Linked DNA regions of Homo sapiens: region 1 is linked to region 2. Evidence: read pairs that join two places in POLR2A ChIA-PET (ENCODE). Cell type or tissue: OCI-LY7. All regions are shown on one strand.

Evidence for each region. ChIA-PET counts read pairs that join two places held together with the same protein. Peaks named below come from ENCODE experiments on the same cell type or tissue, not always from the same donor. Only the 100,000 strongest peaks of a DNase experiment are listed, where the experiment ranks them.
Region 1: POLR2A ChIA-PET joins it to region 2 with 5 read pairs; 3 of 35 experiments call an interaction of 5 or more read pairs at or near these places.

The regions. Positions count from the first base shown.
Region 1 is chr6:136,838,746-136,846,745 of GRCh38, forward strand. PEX7 (peroxisomal biogenesis factor 7) reads left to right here. Exons shown (of 10, transcript NM_000288.4): 4 at 6,870-6,947; 5 at 7,328-7,436. Among named protein-coding and RNA genes, the nearest start is that of PEX7, 20 kb to the left of the region's middle. In OCI-LY7, a CTCF peak has its summit at 7,485 (motif pointing right); a DNase peak (open chromatin) is centred at 7,486.
Region 2 is chr6:136,589,058-136,597,057 of GRCh38, forward strand. It overlaps MAP3K5 (mitogen-activated protein kinase kinase kinase 5), which reads right to left. Exons shown (of 30, transcript NM_005923.4): 22 at 3,380-3,557; 23 at 3,116-3,284. Among named protein-coding and RNA genes, the nearest start is that of MAP3K5-AS1, 36 kb to the right of the region's middle. RefSeq lists an enhancer at 5,432-5,591. In OCI-LY7, no CTCF peak of the experiment used is centred here; a DNase peak (open chromatin) is centred at 4,984.

The DNA of each region.
Region 1 (8,000 bases), 250 kb after region 2:
GTCAGTAATGGGACAGAAGAAACATGATGGGCAACATGTTGATTATTATGGAAGGTGTGTAATGGGTGCCTGGGGGTTTATTATACTATTCTCTCTACTTTTATGCATGTTTTAAAATTTCCGTAATGAAAAAACCTGAAAATTTAAGTTTCAGGGCTGGGTATGGTGGCTCATGCATGTAATTCCAGCACTTTGGAAGGCCTAGGCAGGGGGATTACATGAGCCCAGGATTTAGAGACCAGCCTGGGTAACATGGTAAAACCCTGTCTCTACAAAAAATTAAAAAATTAGCTGGTGTTGTGGTGTGCACCTGTGGTCCCAGCTACCCGGGAGGTTGAGGTGGGAGGATCAATTGAGCCCAGAAGGTGGAGGCTGCAGTGAGCTGTGCTCGTTCGTGGCACTGCACTCCAGCCTGGGTAACAGAGTGAGATCCTGTCTCAAAAGAGAAAAAAAAGAGAAAATTTAAGTTTCACCTTAAAAGAAATATATAGCCCTTTCTAATCACTCAGTAATTAAAAGTCAGTGACCCTTTCCTTTGTATTCATACAGATAATAATAAAAATTCTGGACATAGTTTTTTATTTGACAATTTTTAATTAAGTAGACCAACTTAAAAAGGGCAATGCTTTACAGTAGATTAAATATGAGCTCTTTGGGAATTGGTTTCAGTAATAAAATTTGTCCTCTCAAACTGTGGTTTTGATGAGGTTCAGATTTCATAAAGCAGCACAAAACATTGTGCGGTGGGTTTTTTTCTTTTCCCATTTTCCTGGTTAATTTTCTTCACCACTGCCAAGAGTAATTTAATCAGATAGGCCTCTAGAGGACCCTGCTCTTAAAGCATAAAGTCAGGCACTGCATATCTCTCTTCCTTTTTATATTTAATTTGACCATTTGCCATGCCCACTATTTGAGTGGGTGTGGACGGGGAGGTTGGGAATAAGGAAGAGATGGAAGAGGAGACTAATAGAAGATGTGCTTTTCATTCAGATTTGTTTCTCTTTTCCTTCATTCATTCCAGAAACTTTTATTAACTCTACTGTGTGCAAGATACTGTACCAGGCTAGCTGGGAAGACAAAACACCTTAGGCATGCCCTTACCCTCCTGGGGTCCTTGCACTGTCTGGGGAGGCAGGATTCTGGTTGTCTAATGTCTAATGTGGTAAGCGCTGTGAATGTATGCAGTGTTATGGGAAGGGAGGATTTGTCTGGGGAAGGGGCAGGGAGGGCATCCTTTGGTCTAAAGGGGAAGTTGGAATGAATTATTCAAGTGGAGAGGCCAGGGTAGTAGTGTTAGAGGCAAATGAAAGAGCATGCTTGACCAGAGAGGATAGAGCCTGTGTGCTTAGAGCTGTCAGCGTTTTGGCCATTGTGCCAAGATCAGTGGAAAGACATTGCAGATTTTAAAAATCAATGAAATATTTTATACATTATAAAATACATGTAAGATGTAAAAATGGTATATTGAACACACATATTCACCATCTAGCTTAAGAAATGAAACATTACCTATACCATTAGCGTCCCCTGCTTACCCTTTCTAGTCTTATCGTTCTTCTCTCTGCTTTTTTTTCTTCCTCGCTTCTTCCCAGGAGTAACCACTAGCCTGAATTTTCTATTTATATATTTTTTGCTTTTCTTTCTATTTTTACTACATATGTATGCATCCCTAAGTCATGCATAGTTTTGCATGATTTTGACCTTTGGGTAGTAAGAATCAGCATGGATGAATCTCACATAATGTTGAGCGAAGATGCTAAGTTGGAGCTACATATAGTGTGAAACCACTGAAAGGCTTTGCACAGGGGAGTGACATTTAATTTGTATTTTCTAAAGATTACTTTTTATGCAGTGTGGATAATGGATTGGAGGTAAACAAAAATGGATGGGGAGAGCAGTTAGAAGGATGTTATAATCTAAGTGGTAACTTATGGTTGATGGTTGTAACCTCTTAAGAGAAATCATAGACAAATTCTTAGCCATAGCCCTTTAGGATCTTATCCCTCCCAGCTATTCAACCTTGCTCTTCCCTGAATCTGGCAAGCTTGTTCCCTGTTAAGGTCTTTCCCTGTTCTCTGTAACCTGAGCCTTTCATCTCGGGTCTGCAGAGTTCAGTCTTTAACTGCACTCAAGTCTCTGCACAGAGAGGTCTTTCCTGGCCATTTTGTTGAGAAGTGACCCCCTGCCCTTGTCATTATTTTCTGTTCTCCTTACTCTGCTTTTTCTTTGTAGTTTTTAAAAAAATTGCAACTTGAAATTATACATTTATTTATAGCATGTTTGCTGCTGCTAAAATATAAGATCCATGGGGGCTGGTCTTATCTAAAATTGTAACCTCCTTTCCCCCCGTGCCTAGTACATAGTAGGTGCTCAATAAATATTTGTTGAATAGATGAGTGAATTGATTGAAGTTGGGATAATGGAATTCATTCTTCCCTTTTCAGCTGTTTCTCAAACATCTCTCTGGCTGTGAACTTTTTTCAGAGCTTGAGGTTAATGCCCAAACCCTGTCTTGCTGTCACCTCAAACTCAGTATATATAAAATTACATTATTTTCCTTCCTCCAGTCTTTCACTTTTGTTAATGCTGCCATCACTGACAGTCCTCAGGCACAAAACCTTGGTGTTATCTTGCAGTGTTCACTACCCCCGATCCCTAGGGTGCTGTATATTCCCATTTATGTGTTTGAGGAAGTTTTCTGGTTACTGTTTCACCTCTGCTTTTTGCCTATTGACATTTTAGCCAGCCCTCAGGGCCCTGCCTCAGTCTTTCTCTTCTGAGCACGAAGCTGAATTTCCATCCAAGCACCCCTTTTGTACTTATGTTTATAGTTTGTTTTGTTTTGTTTTTGAGACAAGGTCTTTCTCTGCTACCCAGGCTGGAATGCAGTGGCGTGATCACTGCTCACTGCTGTCTTGACCTTGACCTTGTGGGCTCAAGCCATCCTCCCACCCCAGCCTCCTGGGTAGCTGGGACTACTGTTATAGGTCACCACACCTGGCTAATTTTTAAAATTTTTTATAGAGACGGGGGTCTCGCCATATTTTCCAGGCTGGTCTCGAACTCGTGGCCTCAAGCGGTCCTCCTGCCTCGGCCTCCCAAAGTGCTGGGATTACAGGCATGAGCCACCGTGCCTGGTGTAATTACTCTTTTTTTAAATTAAAAAAAAAAACCCACACAGTCTCCTGATCTGTTAGTTCCTTTCCCATGTCCTAATATTTTAAACATAGTATTGAGTTGCCTTTCTTTTCTTTTTCTTTTTTTTTTTTTTGAGACAGGTTCTCACTCTGTCACCCAGCTTAAAGTGCAGTGGCACAATCTTGGCTCACTACAACCTCCACCTCCTGGGAGCGATTCTCCTGCCTCAGCCTCCTGAGTAGCTGAGACTGCAGGTGCCTGCCATCACACCTGGCTAAATTTTATATGTTTAGTAGAGACGGGGTTTCACCATGTTGGCCAGGCTGGTCTTGAACTCCTGGCCTCAAGTGACCTGCCCGCCTTGGCCTCCCAAAGTGCTGGGATTACAGGCGTGAGCCACCACACTCAGCCTATTTCCTTCTTTATGATCCCATTTTTAACTTCACCACCATGTGTGTCCTATCTTTAGCTCTGTCATAGAGACCTAATGCTTGCTACTTGGTTGTGCAACAGAAGACAGCTGACAGCAACAATGCCATCAGCATGGTTTTCTTACCTTCTATCTTTGATGTTGATTCAGGCTGGATTCTCTTGAGCCGGTGGAGGCTCCTGCAGTTTTAGAAGGTGAGTAGTCATAAGGTGTCACCTGCTGCATCACACTGGAAATGTGTGGAGGCAGTGGAGTCTGAGCTGATGATGAGTATTTACTTAGTAGTTCTCTGTACCTACCTAGCAGTGATTCAGGTTGTAAAGAAAAATTTAATTGGTTAAATTATTTTAACCAATGTTTGAGTGCCTATTTTACTGTGATGAACATAGATGTACAAGATGTTTTGCTCATTAGGAGTCTCCAAAATCTAGCAGGTATGTGAGTTATGTAACATTCTTTTTAGTAAATAAAATATGGTAAATGCTGAGTTAGAAGTAGGTGTGAGCTGCTGTTGAAGGCAGCATATGACTCATTGAAGGACTTATCAGGGGAGGCTTATTTCGTAAGGGATGTAATGGGGCACGTCTTGATGGATAAATGGAAATTCACAAGTGGAGAGGGGCTTTAAGATCTGTGTATAGGTAATTCATGAAAACACAGTGGAATCAATCTAGGCCCAAATGTAGCTCCAGTAAAGGGTGAAACCAGCAGGGGTAGAGCTTTAGTTCCTTGATATCATGGCTTAAGGTAGCCAAGAAGTTCTGATTCAACAGTGCCCTCAAGTAGCATGCTGTACAGATAGCCTCACATTGCGATTAAAAGTGGACTCTGCAATTAGGCTGCCCACGTTCAGATTTCATATCTGCACCTTACTAGCTTTGGGACTCTGGACAAGTTACTTAACCTCTCTGGGCCTTGATATAGTATCTACTTCATATAAATGAAGATTAAATGAAATAAAATACATAAAGTGCTTATGAACAGGATCTGACACTCAGAGTGTTCAATAAAGGTTTGCTATTTTTATTTTTGACTGTTTACATCAGCCTAGAGCAGGGGTTGGCAAACTACGTCATGTGGACCAGGACCAAATCTGGCCTGCAGTTAGATTTACAAATAAAGTTTTTTTGGAATCAAGCCATGCGCATTCATTCGGTATTGACTATGGCTGCTTGGTGTGTGCTATAAGAGCTGGGTTTAGTAGTTGTGACAGTGACCAAATAGCCTGTAAAATCTAAAGTATTTACCATATGGCCCTTTATAGAAGAAATGTACCTTTTTTGAAGAAACTTACCATTTACTATATGGTCCTTTGTAGGCGAAATTTAGAGGATAAAATCAAACTCTTTAGCTCTCAAGATCTTCAGTGATTGCTTCCAAACCAGCCTTTTTTCTATCCATAACTAACAGATGGCCACAGCAGCTCTTTGGTTTTCACTGGCCCTTCTATTCCTTTTATAGCTGCTGTCTGTTGCTGGATTGTGCTTCCTTTAGTGTTCCAACTACTCTTCTGTCTTTTGCGTGAATATGGGCAGAGGCAGGGCCAGGACTAGGGTAGAATGTGTGAGGCACTCACTCTAGGTACACAATTTAAGGGGGCCCCAAAAAACTTGATAATCAAGATAATTTGTTAATGTTTTTAAAAATAAAAATTAATGCAAAAAACCCATTATGAACAAAATATCGATATTTTACTTTTTTTGAAGCTTAATATTAATTTTATTAAACTTTTTTCCAGGTTTATTATGATTGGCAAATAAAAATTTGTAGGCTGGGCACGGTGGCTCATGCCTGTAAACCTAGCACTTTGGGAGGCTGAGGCGGTAGGACTGCTTGAGCCTAGGAGTTTGAGACCAGCCTGGGGAACATGGTGAGACACTGTCTCTACAGAAAATAAGAAAAAAATTAGCTGGGTGTGGTGGCACGCAAGCGTGACTCCAGCTACTTAGGAGGCTGAGGTGTGGGAGGACCGCTTGAGCCCAGGAGGTCATCGCTGCAGTGAGCTGAGATTGTGCCCACTGCACTCCAGCCTGGGCGACTGCGCAAGACCCTGTTTTGGAAAAAAAAAAAGAAAAATCTAAGTTGTACAGCTTAGGGTTTTGATCTAAATATATCTTGAGTAATGATTCCTACAGTCAAGCTAATTAACATATCCATCACTTGAATGGTTACCATTTTCTTGTGTGTGAGATAAGAACATTTCAGATCTACTCTCAGCAAATTTCAAGTATTCAGTAATACATTATTATTTATAATAGTTACCATGGTGTACATTGAATCTCTAGAAATTATTCATCTTATAACTAAAAGTTTGTATCCTTTGACCAACATATCCCCATTTCCCCCACCCCCAGCCCCTGGCAAACACTACTCTACTGTATGTTTCTCTAAGTTTGACTTTTTTAGATTCCACCTATAAGTGACGGGATCAGTATTACTGATGTTTTTTTTCCTCAGCCTCCAACATGGCTCAATATAGTACTGGGCAGCAGAGAGAAAGTAACCCACATGTAAGCGGCTTAAGCCCAGATACTCATACTTCCTACGTATATGTGGGAGAGAGTAGTAAGATTCAAAGTAACCTGCTGGCTGATCACCAATGTGATATACCAATGGCATATACTCAGGTCCTTGTCAGGACTAATTTCATAAAGTATAATTATGCACATATTTTGTTGAACTTAGTTTACAGCAGTGATCTGTGTATAATCTGTTGTATAAAATGAAAGAATGAAAACATTTCCAAAAGTTTTCAAGTAGTTCATTTGAAATGGTTCACTGAGAGCAGTGAAGCATATACTTTAGAATAGCAGCATTGGATAACTAAAACTGTTTACCAAGAGATCTGGAAGGATCACCTGGTTCCTGCAAGCTTTTTCTAAGAAAGGCCAGATAGGGATATTAATTGAATTTTAATGCTTTCCAATAAACATTGACCCAGCAAGCTTTTTTAGATGACTAACTTTCTAATCTGCTTTGACATTTCTTCGTGGGGCTGCAAACAGTGATTTGTTGGTAGGTTTTAAAATATGTATAATTTGTTTTAGTGAAGAAGGTTTGGAAGTATACTGTAGAATTCTGTGAAAGCAGAATGGAGTCTTATCTGTAAGGAATAAGTCTGGAGGAATGGACAAGATCAACTTTTCATTTCTCAGACACCTTGTTGAGATGGATAGGAATTATTTGATGTTTTGACATAGTAAATTAGTTGTTCTGCCTCTCATTGTTATGTAACAAGAGATAAAATGCAATGTTGAACTTGATGGTCTTTTGCTTTCTAAACACTTTTCAATGTTTTTAGGTGTATAGTGTTGATTGGAGCCAAACCAGAGGTGAACAGCTTGTGGTGTCTGGCTCATGGGATCAAACTGTCAAATTGGTATGTTAGCATTATTGTATTCAAAAACGAATATTCCCTTCTCTAGAGCTTCCACTAAATTTTCTTCTCTTTTTCCAACATACTTCTGTAGCTCTATGATTCGACAGCTGAGCTTTCTTTTAAAAAAAAAATTAAAACACTTATTAGAACTTAAAATTTTCTAATCTTTTGGCTGTGAACTAATAGTTAGCTCAGCATTAGTTTGGCCCTTAAATACAGTCTTGCTTTATATCAAAACAGATCTTTAAAAATCCTTGAGATCTGTATATATATTGTATGCATATATATAAATGTATATAGTTTATTGGTGTATGTAGTATATGTAAAAGCATAAATTTGAATTTATCCCTCAAGTAATTGATCTATTCATTTATTTGTAGTGGGATCCAACTGTTGGAAAGTCTCTGTGCACCTTTAGAGGCCATGAAAGTATTATTTATAGCACAATCTGGTCTCCCCACATCCCTGGTTGTTTTGCTTCAGCCTCAGGTAAATTATTCTGTATTTACCAAAAGCCTTACTTGTAGTGAATGGTGGCCTTGTTTTTACCATTAGGTGGCGCTGTGTACCTTAGCTTCAGAGAGAAAACAGGAGAATATTACTATTCTTTTGTGTTCTTAAGACTTTACTTCTTTTTTTATTTTTATTTTTTTATTTTTATTATTATACTTTAAGTTCTAGGGTACATGTGCACAACGTGCGGGTTTGTTACATGTGTGTGCATGTGTGCCATGTTGGTGTGCTGCACCCATTAACTCATCATTTACATTGGATATATCTCCTAATGCTATCTCTCCCCCCTTCCCCCACCCCATGACAGGCCCCGGTGTGTGATGTTCCCCATCCTGTGTCCAAGTGTTCTCATTGTTCACTTCCCACCTATGAGTGAGAACATGCGGTGTTTGGTTTTCTGTCCTTGGAATAGTTTGCTCAGAATGATGGTTTCCAGCTTTGTCCATGTCCCTACAAAGGACATGAACTCATCCTTTTTTATGGCTGCATAGTATTCCATGGTGTATATGTGCCACATTTTCTTGATCCAGTCTATCATTG
Region 2 (8,000 bases):
AGGCGATAAAATGTTTAGCAAAGAAGCACAGTGAGTTTCTCAAGGCAGAGACAGGCTGAGATTGTTTACTAAGAGCCAAGAGAGAGCTTTGCTCCATTTACATCTCAATAAAAGATGAGAACAGGTAAACTGTTGTACTGAGAGACTTTAAAAACTTGGCTAGACTCCTCTAGCCCCAACCTTTTTTTGCAGCTATTTCCTCAGGACACAGGGAGGGAAGAAGCTATGTGCAGTAGTCCACAGTGATCATGAAGGACAGGTAGAGGCCACGGCAAGGGAGGCAGGTAGATGAGTTCCCAGTACCCATTGAACTAAAAGAGGATGAGAAGTGTCATACCAGGGACTGAGTGTGTCTGTGGGAGGTTGTATCCACAAGAAGCTTGGGGCTGAGGGAAATCCATTTTTCTCCTGGTGCATATTTGGGAAGGGGATTCTTCCTTGTGTTTGTACACAGAATTCCAGGGAACACATTTTCCCAGGTATTATGGTTCTGTGTCCTCCAAATTCGTATGTTGAAGCCCTAACACTCAATGGGATATATTTGGAGACAGGGCCTCAAAAGGGATAATTAGGACTAAGTGAGGTCGTAAGGGTGGGGCCCTAATCCAATTGAACTGATGTTTCTGGTGTCCGTATCAGAAGAGGAAGAGACACCAGGGCTGCAAGTGCACCAGAAAAGGCCATATGAGCACATGATAATAAGAAGGTGGCCATCTGCAAGCTAAGCAGATAGGCCTCAGGAGAAACCAAACCTGCCAACCCCTTGATCCTGGACTTTCAGCCTCCAGAACTGTGAGAAAATACATTTCTGTTGTGTAAGCCACCCAGTATGTGACAGTTTGTTATGGTTGCTTGCCCTGGTTTGGATGTGATTTGTCCTGTCAAAATTCATGTTGAACTTTAATAGCCAATGTAATGATACTGAGAGGTGGCAGAGTCTTTAAAGAGGCATTTGGGTCATGAGGCTCATGAAGGGATTAATGCAGTTAATGTAGTTCTCAACAGACTGGGTTAGTTCTCAGGAAAGCAAGATGTCATAAAGCCAGTTGGCTCTCCTTGTCTCTCTCTTTTTTCCACTCAAGCCCCACTGCCTTTCTACTTTCTACCACGAGTTGAAGCAGCATGAGGCCCTCACCAGATGCAGATGGGCCACTGGATCTTGGACTTCCTAGCCTCCAGAACCATGAGCCCAAATAAACCTCTTTTCTTTATAAATTACTGAGTCTCATGTATTCTATTATAGCAACAGAAAATGGACTAAAACACAGCCCTAGCAAACTATTATACCAAGGAATGATAGGTTCACTGACAAGCTTTTGTTTTCTTCAGAGTACATATGGCCTTCTAAACTATTACATACAGCAGATCCTCAAATAACACTGTTTTGCCCAATGTTGTTTCCTTCTAACCTTGATGAGAAAAAAAAGAATTGATTCCTGGTAGGGGCCACTGTCTGTGTGGAGTTTGCACATTTTCTTTTCTTTTTCTTTTTTTTTTTTTTGAGACAGAGTCTCCCTCTGTCGCCCAGGCTGGAGTGCAGTGGCGCGATCTCAGCTCACTGCAAGCTCCGCCTCCAGGGTTCACGCCATTCTCCTGCCTCAGACTCCCACGTAGCTGGGACTACAGGCGCCCGCCATCACGCCTGGCTAATTTTTTGTATTTTTAGTAGAGATGGGGTTTCACCGTGTTAGCCAGGATGGTCTCGATCTCCTGACCTCGTGATCCACCCGCCTCAGCCTCCCAAAGTGCTGGGATTACAGGCATGAGCCATCACACCTGGCAAATTTGCACATTTTCTCAATGTCTGTGTGGCCTTACCTGGGGTACTCTGGTGATATGGTTTGGCTGTGTCCCCACCCAAATCTCATCTTGAATTGTAGCTCCCATAATCCCCATGTGTCATGGGAGGGACCAAGTGGGAGGTAACTGAATCATGGGGGTGGGTCTTTCCTGTGATGTTCTCATGATAGTGAATAAGTCTCATGAGATCTGATGGTTTTACAAATGGGAATTCCCCTGCACAAGCTCTCTTGCCTGCCGCCACGTAAGATGTGACTTTGCTCCTCATTCACCTTCCACCATGATTGTGAGGCCTCCCCAGCCATGTGGAACTGTGAATCAGTTAAACTTCTTTCCTTTATAAATTACCCAGTCTCAGGTATGTCTTTATTAGTAGCATGAGAACAGACTAATACATATAGTTTCCTCCGCATCCCAAGGATGTGCACGTTAGGTTCATTTGTGTGTCTACGTGGTCTCAGTGTGGGTGTGTGTGTGTATGTACCCTGCAGTGGAATAGTGTCCTTTCCAGGGCGGGTGCCCGCCTGGTACTGAGCTGCCAGAATAGGCTCTGGCCACCCATGGCCTTGAACTGGGTAGATAGTTATCTTGTTTTTATTCATCTTTCTTAAATGTATATAGAGTTCACATTTATTTCAATGTAGAATATTAGAAGTGTTTTAGTCTTTATTTAGGAGTTTGGTCATGTTTTTGTGACCAGAAATATGCCATAGGAACTTAACTCTTGTTTATGTCAATTAGTCTACGGCAAAACTGGTTTGGTTATATGTAATTTTGCTTCAGTCACAGTTTCCAAGGACTTATCAACTACATTAAGTGAAGACTCACTACAATTTACTTCCCTTTGCCCTTCACCCTCCTTTTAAATATAACCTTACAAGCTCAGGGGTTCTGTTGTATTTGCTGATGTTTCCCAAATGCTGAGAGGAGCGACTGGCAGGTAGCCTCATGCTAATGTCAGAATTAGCAACTCACATGGCTTAATGTGTGTTTATTGATGGAATGAATAAACAAATGAATGAAGAGTAAAAGAGGCTTGTAGGGGCTATTTGGAATGTCACCAATGTGAAAAATTTGCTTCTGACTTAAAAATAGCTTATGTTCAAAAATGCAATGAAAAAATCATTTCCCTATTTTCATATTAATATATTCCCTACCATAGGGTTTGCCTTCTTTTTTCCTGTGGGGTAGGTTTATCATGATGATCACTACAGGTTCCTCTTGCCTTTCACATCATCTGTGACAGCTGCAGGCGGTTAGGACACAGATAAAATATGTAACCTTTGGGAAATGAAGCACCTGGGAGAGGATTTACCTGAGCTAAAGATTCCATTAGGTTTCTCACAATTTTGTCTTGGTCTTCCGTCAGGATCCTGTGAAGGGTAGCTCGCCTCTCACTGTCCTTCCTCAGCATGAAGAATCCAGAATCTTTTTCTTCAGGGGAAGGAGGAGCACTGTGATCTTCAAAATTCTCATCTGGAATGCTGAGAAAATTTATGCAGCATAAATCACAGTTCCCTTTATAAAATGACACACTTAACAACACACTTCTCTCACCCCAAGTAAGTCAGGTCTTTACCCCAAAAAGAGTGTCCGAATTCCCTTGACATCTCTTTCTCCGCAGGACTTGGCTCTTGTTTTGAAAGAGAAGGGGTCCACTTTCAACTCCGTGTCGGGTGAAACTGAGCCGTACTCACTGCTGCTGCTGGTGTCCTCCACCAGCACAGGTACCGGCAAGGATATACTCCTGAGATATTCTGCTTGTGATGAGAGGAGGGAAAAGATAATTGACACTTTAAAAAATGTACACATACTGAAACACCCATTGAAAGAGGCCATATTCTTTGTCAAATATCTTGTTGCAATGAGCAGCATAATTATGCTATGTAAGGGAACGGTCATGTGTTATGACTGCCTCCCTTGCTCAGCATAACCCATACAGCAGGGTAGCCAGGAAAGGGCCTCCCAGGCCCTGGGAGGGATATCTCTGGGGTACCAAAACAGTCAAGGAAGCCCAAGTTCAGTGGGTCTACTGAGGGTCTGATCCCCTCATTTTTACTGACTACTAATTATTTCTATTTATGGGTCTCAGTTTTCATATTTATCAAATTCAGGGTCAGATTGATAATCTTTAAGCCTGTTCTTCAGGGGCTTAAGTGTCTCCATTAGCATCTTGGGGCTGCCTTGGTTGGGATGAGTGAGTGGGATGCTGTAGGTCTAGACCACAGGTTCCAATCCTGTTATACCTGAAACCAGAGAAAATATGCTGACTGTCATATATCACAGTTCTGCTTAAGGATTCATATAAAAAAGGATTCATCACTGAAAACAAATTTTGGAAACAGATGGACTAGATGATCTCTTAGGTCTGTCCTGGTTCTCAGATACTATGATTCTCTAGTAGACATGAGCTGCTTCTTTATTTGGATGGAGAATAAGACAGTGGAGTTGCCTATATTTCCTCAAACATTGGTTTTAAAGAAAGCTTCATAGGTTGCTCTGGGTGTCAACATCTTTCCAGCAGATGGGGAAGAAAGAGTAGGAGGATCTCATAGGAAGTTTTTATGAATCATGCTTGGGTGAGTTGCCACTCGGGCCCACCATCCATTGCCCAAGCCTCAGTCCACCAGCCACAGTTACTTGCCAGGAGGCTGGGAAACCCCAGAAGGAAAAGGAAACAGGTCTGGAGGACAGCTAGTCAGTCTCTGTATATGTATGCCTGAACAGTTCACAGAAAGAAAAACACAAAAAGCTCCCAAATGTATATAAAACTTCTCAGCCTCACTCCTAATGAGAGAAACGGGTATCTGAATCACAATAAAATACTGTCCATGATCTATCCTATGGACAGATATGCAAAAAAAAAAAAAAAAAAGAAAGTGGTTTTTGCCAGAAACATCTTTATCAAACACACATCCTAATGCTACAAAAGCATTTTAATAAAGAATGAAGGTATAAAATTATAGAAAAGGAAATCCACTGTTGCCTGGAATCTCCTTCTTACTTAATTCCTCTTGGGCTGAACTGAATCAACTGCCCTGATCTCAAGGATAGGGGACTCATGACATTGGTTTCAGCTGTAGCGAGAAAGACGGAAGTACATACAGCTTTCAGGAACAGCTGACCTCGGGGGAAACCACCTTACTGGTCAGTAACTGGAAAGTCTCCCCAGGATGAATTGGTTGACTTATCTGCTGTTATTTAAATAGTTCTGTAGCTGAATCACTAGAAGGCAGGAAGCAAGAGGAAGCCACAAAGAGTTGCTGAATTGACCAATTAAGTACCAGTATGCAAATGATATATGGCAGGGGAAATGCCTGGCATGTATTGTTTCCACATATTCTGGAGCAGCTCATGGGCCTAGCATTTCACGGACCATATTTTGGGCAGTGCTGCTACAGCAGAAAGGAAATGGGTGACCTCTTCCTTGCTGGTAATAGTAAGGTTGTCTGAGAGAAGAAAGGTTTGAAGGGGGGCCCAAACACCAAACTGCTTTTGAGTCATTCCTGGGGAAGGTCAAGGTCTATAGTGTGCCTTGTTTCACTTTAGAGTCAACATCTCGCTATTTGGGGGGAACGGACTTTAGAACAGAAAAAAATAGCTGCTTGGGAGAAAGAGTTTCACTGCTATGAGATGTCAAGTCCCTAAAGTTAAATGTTACTGATGGAAGAATACAGCTGAAGAAGAGCTCTTGGCTTGACTGAGTAGCTGATCTCTTTACAAGAAGGGATACAAGCCCTGCAGTGGAACTCACTGCTGATCCTTCAGACTTGGTGAGTTTCTTCACCAGCCCATTTTTATGAGATGCATGCCACACTCAGAAACGGAGGTGTGCATCATTCATATTTCAAAGACAAAATTGTTGTTTCTTGGGAGTAAAGAGACTAGTACAGACTAGACTAGAAGAGTACAAGATGAGGGATTCCTATCGTGTGTTTCCGTGTTTGTGTGTGTGTGTGTGTGTGGTAAATGTATGTGTATCTAAAGAAGAGAAGGAGTAAGGACTTGAATTATCCTGTATTTTGGCTTTTTGGTCATATCATGTGGTTTGATTATCCAGTAATGAGAGGACTTGTGTCACGCCTGTGAATTTTAACGTTGCTGTGACTACCGACTGCCTAAAAGGAGGCCTAATGAGGTAAAACTGTATATGCTTAAGGATGGAACCGAGTGCCTGTCACTATGGCTCGTTAAGGAAATAAAGGGACTTACAGATATTCTGCATGTTCTATGTGCAGAGCCCTGATTCCCTCCTCGGTTTGATTTTATTTTATTTTTGAGACAGAGTCACACTATTTTGCTCAGGCTGGAGTGCAGTGGCATGATCTTGGCTCACTACAACCTCCGCCTCCTAGGTTCAAGTGATTTTCCTGCCTCAGCCTCCCAAGTAGCTGGGATTACAGGCATGTGCCACCACCCCTGGCTAATTTTTGTATAGGGTTTCGCCATGTCGGCCAGGCTGGTCTCAAACTCCTGACATCAAGTAATCCACCTGCTTCGGCCTCCCAAAGTTCTGGGATTACAGGTGTTGAGCCACCGCACCCGGCCTGCTTGATTTTAAATGAGTGAACCTGATTCTAGATTGAGTCCCCTTCTCTATTAGGCACATGCATTCATTCATCCAACATACAGTTGTGGATCATCTACTATATGTCAGGTAGCCAGCAGGAGTTGCTGATGGACTGGAGTGAAGAGTGTGAAAAGGAAGAATCAAAAATGACTCCAAAGTAGAATTCTGGCCTAAGAAACTGAATGGATGCATATCGTACTTATATTCTAAGATGAGAAATAATACAGGCCAAAAAGGAAAGTTCTTTTTAGTGGATAAGGGGTGTTATTTGACAGTTCAGTTTGAAAAATGAAGACGGCAATTGGGCGGCTGGGCGCGGTGGCTCACGGCTGTAATCCCAGCACTTTGGGAGGCTGAGGCAGGAGGATTATCTCATGTTGGGAGTTCAAGACACCAACATGGTGAAACCTCGCTTCTACTAAAAATACAAAAATTAGCCTGACATGGTGGTGTGTGCCTGTAGTGACAGCTACTCAGGAGGCTGAGGCAGGAGAATTGCTTGAACCCAGGAGGCGGAAGTTGCAGTGAGCCAAGATCATGCCACTGCACTCCAGCCGCCAGCAAGACTCCATCTAAAAAAGAAAAAAGCAATTGGATATGAGTCTGGAGCTCAGAAGACTGGGCTAGATAGAACCTCAGCAGCCTACCTGGCTGGAGATGGTATTTAAAGTAAAGGATGACATAATTTGGGGAAAGATAAAAAGACAGCATAGACCCGGCCCTTAAGAATGCCAATATTTAGAGGAAAAGAAGGGGATGAACAGGCAGCCAAGGAGAATGACAAGGAGCAGCCATGAGGTTGGAGGAAAACAGAGAAAATGGGGTGTCATGGAAGCCCACACAGGAGAGGGCGAAAGTAAGAGAGAACAGTCATCCAGGCTGAGAGCCACTGAGAAGTTGAGTAGGTTGAGAAAGGCACTTGTTGGATTTGGCTAAAGAGATCTCATTAGATCTTGGCCAGAGCAGGCCCAGTGATCGCGTGGAAGGGGAGACGCTACATGGGTGGGAAGGAAGAGGTGGAGATCTGGAGACACTGTACTTCAAGACGGGAAGCTGTGATGTGGGGCAAAAAAAGGTGGTGGTGTCAGCCAGTGAGGCCATTTGTAGATCAGGGGAAGGACGGGTTTAGGACAAAAGACATTAGAGCATGTGTATATGGAACTCACTGGGAGAGGCAGAAGCTGGAGGAGTCACGGGGGCTCCACAGGAGCCAGAACTCATCTGTGAGGGATTGGCCTTCTGTAGGAAAATGGATGTTTTCTCTATTGTAAGGGGTGGAAAGAGCAAGACAGGTGGTGCTGAGACAGTTTGCTTTATACGTTTGTGGTGGAAATATGATCAAATCCACGCCTGAGATTTCTACCTTCTTAAGTTATGACGATTTCCAGGCAAGTGAGAATGCGTAGTGCCTTTCTGTGTCACTGTAAATGGGAAGAAGCTCAAGTGTAACTATTTCCAGGGGAGCACGGTGACAGTTTCCAGATATCACAGAGGTTACAAGTTCCTCGAACATAAGCTCATACACGTGAGTGATTGGGACCCCAGGCTGCAAGAGAGGAGCCTGGCAGGATTTCCAGTCACAGGCAGCCTTACTGCTGATATCTTGCCAGGTATTAAGAAGCCCTCCTCT